Regions from separate parts of the Homo sapiens genome. Here region 2 is linked to region 1. A link is a loop called in an ENCODE intact Hi-C map of the cell type or tissue named here. Cell type or tissue: heart right ventricle. All regions are shown on one strand. Links, peaks and the distances in the headings refer to the core of each region. The heading gives the core; the rest is flanking DNA. Region 1 overlaps YPEL1 (yippee like 1). Region 2 overlaps MAPK1 (mitogen-activated protein kinase 1).

Evidence for each region. Peaks named below come from ENCODE experiments on the same cell type or tissue, not always from the same donor. Only the 100,000 strongest peaks of a DNase experiment are listed, where the experiment ranks them.
Region 2: it touches region 1 in a loop (1.9-fold over the local background); 10 of 110 quality-filtered maps call a loop at or near these places.

The regions. Positions count from the first base shown.
Region 1 is chr22:21,712,081-21,714,880 of GRCh38, forward strand. The region is part of intron 1 of YPEL1 (yippee like 1); the gene reads right to left. Among named protein-coding and RNA genes, the nearest start is that of YPEL1, 22 kb to the right of the region's middle. RefSeq lists an enhancer at 1,531-1,580 and a silencer at 1,789-1,947. In heart right ventricle, for the core only: CTCF peaks have their summits at 1,252 (motif pointing right) and 1,451; DNase peaks (open chromatin) are centred at 979 and 1,271; H3K4me3 peaks cover 585 bases; H3K27ac peaks cover 397 bases.
Region 2 is chr22:21,773,328-21,776,127 of GRCh38, forward strand. All of the region lies in intron 6 of MAPK1 (mitogen-activated protein kinase 1), which reads right to left. Among named protein-coding and RNA genes, the nearest start is that of YPEL1, 39 kb to the left of the region's middle. In heart right ventricle, for the core only: a CTCF peak has its summit at 1,631; no DNase peak of the experiment used is centred there; H3K27ac peaks cover 847 bases.

The DNA.
Region 1 (2,800 bases), core at 94-2,593:
GGGAGGATGGCTTGAGCCTGGGAAGTTGAGGCTCAAGTGAGCTGAGATCGTCCAACTGCACTCCAGCCTGAGCAACAGAGTGAAACCCTGTCTCTAAATAAATAAATAAAAACTTTTGTGCTTCAAAGGATACTATCAACAGAGGCAACCCAGAGAATGAGGGAAAATATTTTTAAATCATATACCTGATAAGGTGTTAATATCTAGAATACATATATTCTATATTCTCTCTATACATATTCTCTATATATCCATATTCTCTATATATCCTAGTTATTGGAATATGTAAAAAAAAAAAAAAAAAACAACTACAACTCAGCAAATCAAACAAACAGGTTAAAAAATGGATAAAGGGCCGGGTATGGGCCCGGCGTGGTGGCTCACGCCTGTAATCCCAGCATTATGGGAGGCCGAAGAAGGTGGATCACTAGGTCAGGAGATCGAGACCACCCTAGTCAACATGGCGAAACCCCGTCTCTACTAAAAATACAAAAAATTAGCCGGGCGTGGTGGCGGGTGCTTGTAGTCCCAGCTACTTGGGAGGCCGAGGCAGCAGAATTGCTTGAACCCAGGAGGCAGCGGTTGCAGTGAGCCGAGACCATATCACTGCACTCCAGCCTGGGCGACAGAGTGAGACTACATCTCAAAAAAAAAAAAAAAAGGAAAATGGATAAAGGACCTATGTATCTATATTCTCTATATATTCTAGTTGTTAGAATATGTTAAAAAAAACTCAGCAAAAAGAAACACAATCTGATTAAAAAATGGACAAAGGACCTATATATCTATATTCTATATAGTTATTAGAATATATTTAAGAAACTCCTACAACTCAACAAAACAACCCCAATCTGATTAAAAATGGACAAAGGACTTATATAAACATTTCTCCGAAGAAGATATACAGATGGCCCACAAGCACGTGAAAAGGTGCTCCATGTCACTGATCCTGAGGGAGGCAGACAAGGACCACGTTGAGACACCACCACACACCCTCTAGGACGGCTACTATCAACGCGCACACACGGAAAATAAGCGTTGGTGAGGATGTGGAGGAATTGGAGCCTTGTGCATTGAGGGTAAAAATGTAAAATGCTGGAGGCACTATGGGAAACAGTATGGTAATTCCTCAAAAAACGAAATATAGAATTACCATGGGCTCCAGCAATTCCACTGCTGGGTATAAATCCACGAGAACTGAAAACAGGGTCTCAAAGCCATGTCTGCACACCCATGCTCACAGCGACATTATCCACAACAGCCACGAGGGGGAAGCAACAGTGTGTCCCTCCACAAACGGGCATTCTCATGATCAAAATGTGGCGTCTGCATACAGTGGAATGTTATCCAGCCTTTAACAGGAGGGGGCTCCTGTCACAGCTACAGCATGGAGGAACCCTGAGGACACTATGCTCAGTGAAGTAAGCCAGTCACAAAGGACAAATATTGTATGAGGTACTTAGAGTAGTGGGACTCAGAGACAGAAAGAGCTGCCAGGGGCAGGGGAGTCCCCGCTTCATGGGTGCAGTGTTTCAGTTTTGCAACATGAAGAATTCTGGAGGTTGGAGGGTGGCGATGGCTGTACAAAAATGTGAATATATTTAATGTCACTGAACTGTACACTTAGAAATGGTTAAGATGGTAAGAGTTATGTGTACTGACTACAATTATTTTAAAGAAGAGTGTATCATTTTTACATTTCTAAGGTCTCATTAACAAAAGAAGGTTAAGTCCATGACTGATGCTGCCATCATCAGCAACAGGACGTGCGCCAAGTTTTCCTGGTGGCACCACCCCAGCCTGGCCTGTGACAAGGGGCCTGCAGAGAGTCAGGCACACCGGATTTTCTTTCAGGCCAAACAGAAGAGCAAGGGTTTCCCCAAATTCGAGAGCACGGGGCTGGGAAGAAGAGCCAAGCGCCAGCAGTGTCCTCACACCTGCTCCTCCTGAGATGCACCCCCCACCGCCCCCCACCCCATGTGACCTCTGCTCCGGCAGCAGCCTGTCCTGTGCCCTTCCATGGGATGACACCCAGGACGGCGTCTGCCCCCCACCTGCGCAGGCACGCCTGCATTAGAGGGTCACCTTCTCACATCTGGGACTGAAGATGTGTGTGGGCAGAACGCAGCGTTTGTAATCGTGTGAACGGAAGACACAAACGGCCGGTGGCGGCCACCCAGGATGGTACTGGGACCCGGTCACCACGGCGCTGCTGTGCCCTTCCTTGGTGCCCCGGCCTGAGATGCTGCCTAACTTGGACTTGGTGCTTCTTGGTCTTTGCTTGTCCTGATGGCTGTGCCCCGTGTGTGGCCCTGAGCCACACTGCTGCGTGTTCCGTGTTTTGAACTTGACACCGACGATGCTGTGAGACTTCTCTGCTGACGTGCAGCCAAGTCTGCCTCTGTCCCCATGTGCAGCTGGGCCCCCTTCACCTGGTGTCCCGTCAGATACACTGCATGCAGCCACTGACGGGGTGTGGATGTGTATCGGCTCCCAGGCTGGCTACTAAATGGTGCTGCTGTCGCTGTCACCTCTCCTGAGCCGCACAGGCAGGTGTTTCGTTGGAACAATCCCAGGAGCAGATGCCCGTGCACACAGCAGCACCTCCCAAGTGCCGGTGACAAGGTCATCCTGCCAGCAGCGAACATGAGTCCCTGCTGATCTTTATCCCGCCAACTTGATATGGTCAAATTTTAACACTTCTGCTGCCTGGCAGGTATAAGGCAGCAGCATCTCATTGTGGCTTTAATTTGCTTCAACCTGACCATACAGGTGGGCACCTTTTATGATTCCTCCTTTT
Region 2 (2,800 bases), core at 72-2,571, 61 kb after region 1:
AAGCTCCGCCTCCCGGGTTCATGCCATTCTCCTGCCTCAGCCTCCTGAGTAGCTGGGACTACAGGCGCCCGCCACCACACCCGGCTAATTTTTTGTATTTTTAGTAGAGATGGGGTTTCACCGTGTTAGCCAGGATGGTCTCGATTTCCTGACCTCGTGATCCGCCTGCCTCAGCCTCCCAAAGTGCTGGGATTACAGGCGTGAGCCATCGCGCCCGGCCAGCAATGATCATTTCTTATTAGGTTATTTGTAGGTAAAGGTCAACTTCATCCATCTGCAAATTAGCACATACTATTAAGCCCTCAAAGTAGAATGATAAAATATCATTATTTCTTCTTAAAACATTTTAAAATTTAATTGTATGTCCCTTCTCACCATTCCTAAAATGATAAACAATCACGTAAAATTTGGTACAATTTAATACTCATGATCAGTTTAAGGAATCACTTCTAGCCACTACTTTCAAAAAGTAAGTTTTCACTATTTACTAAGAAAATGTTTCCTAACCCTTAAGAACAATCAGTAGACCTTCCGAAGGGATTGCTTGGGTGCTGGGGGGAGGTGGGAGGCATCTTGCTGCCTGAGGTCACTGAAGGGCTGTGGGTGTGTATTTGTGCTCAGCCCCGGCCAATTTTGACCTCCCTTGTTGCAACCCCTGACCTTAAGACAACAGGAGATGATAAACATGGTAAACCACATGCTGGACATAATGAGAAATTCCGCATAGAAAACATTTAAAAGTTATGTATGTTTCTATCTATAATCTTTTCAATACATACAAGTGCACTTTAGGAAATTACGGAATAATGATATTTTGTTTTATAGCCTAGATAACTTTTCAGAGTAGAGAATCCAGACAGGTTTTGCTGTGACTGAAGGAGTGTCTGCGCAGTAGAAGAGGTGGTCATGCCTGCAGCTGTGACCCTGGGTCTGTGGGCACACAAACTGGCTAGGTTTAGGAAGTGGCCCTCTCAAGGGTCAGGACAAAGACGCATGATGGTCAAGAACCCAGGAATCTCTGGTTCAAATCCTACTTCCAAGGAACACTTGTAGATATGTGTGCAAGACACACAACCCTTGCCGAATCTTAAGATTCCTGTGGTTGGCTGGGCACGGGGGCTCACGCCTGTAATCCCAGCACTTTGGGAGGCCAAGGCGGGCGGATCACAAGGTCAGGAGATCGAGACCATCCTGGCTAAAACGGTGAAACCCCGTCTCTACTAAAAATGCAAAAAAAATTAGCCGGGCATGGTGGTGGGCGCCTGTAGTCCCAGCTACTTCGGAGGCTGAGGCAGGAGAATGGCGTGAACCCGAGAGGCGGAGCTTGCAGTGAGCCGAGATTGCGCCACTGCACTCCAGCCTGGGCGACAGAGCGAGACTCCGTCTCAAAAAAAAAAAAAAAAAAAAAAAAAGATTCCTGTGGTCTATAATATAGGTAATAAATCCCACTTTGCTTCCTGCTCCCAACCAGCCCTCCCCACATAGAACTCACAGACATTTTCTCAAGGACTTTCTTGAAACTAGATTAAGTCATTTGGCTTTTCACCCAATTAGATACTGTCTGTGCTAAGAAAAGTCCAGAAGGCCTGGACCACAATAAGATTCTAACAGTATTACTTCTAAACCACTGGGGGCAGAAGGGTCCTACTCAAACTTGTTCGTATTAAGTAGACAGGCACTCCAAGCCAACTGGATGTTTTGCAGCTTAAGCATTTCTAAAACAGATCCATTAGTTCCTTAAAGTTAAATAAATTCTAGGCCCTTAAACCTCCAGGCATAAATTTCAAAGAAGACAGCTTTTTAAAAAAAGATTTGCTACTTGAAAAGTAGCTAGATCTCCAGCCTTCTGTTACTGCAAGTGCTATTTCTACATTATTCATAGCTACAGAAGGAGAAAAGGAGAGAACCGGGAAGCAGCTGGCAGGTGCGGATCCCACAGTCAAGAATGTCCGGACTCCCTCCTCCCACGCCACATGGGCATTCATTGGTAACACTCAGATGGTGTGAATCATGGCTGCCTGTGTGGATGCTTACTTGGATACAGGTTTTATTTCCCCTAAAAGACTGGAAGTCCCTTTGAGGCTAGTATTACTCCTGACCACAAATCCTGACTTTCCCTAGTGCCTTCCAGAATACTACATTTTCTCTTTCTGTGTTTTTTAAAACAGAGTTTGGATTTTGTTCTATGGCCCAGGCTGGAGTGCAGTGGCATGATCATAGCTTACTGCAGCCTTGAACTCCTGGGCTCAAGCAATCCTCCTGCCTCAGCCTCTCGAGTAGCTGGTACTACAGGCACATGTTACCACACCCAGCTAATTTTTTTAAATTAATTTTTCTGTAGAGATGGGGAGTCACTATGTTGCCCAGGCTGGTCTTGAACTCCTGGGCTCAAGTGATCCTCCTGCCTAAGCCTCCCAAAGTGCTGAGATTACAGGTGTGAGCCACTGTGCCTGGCCCTTGTCTTTTTTTTTTTGAAACGGGAGTCTCACTCTGTTGCCCAGGCTGGAGTGCAGTGGCGCTGTCTCGGCTCACTGCAACCTCCACCTCCTGGGTTCAAGCGATTCTCCTGCCTCAGCCTCCCGAGTAGCTGGGATTACAGGTGCCTGCCACCACGCCAGGCTAATTTTTTGTATTTTTAGTAGAGACGGGGGTTTCACCATGTTGGCCAGCGTGTTCTCAAACTCCTGGCCTCGTGATCCACCCGCCTTGGCCTCCCAAAGTGCTGGGATTACAGGTGTGACCCACCGCGCCTGGCCAGCCTGGCCCTTCTCTTTAACTTCAAATAGTATGTAACAACCTG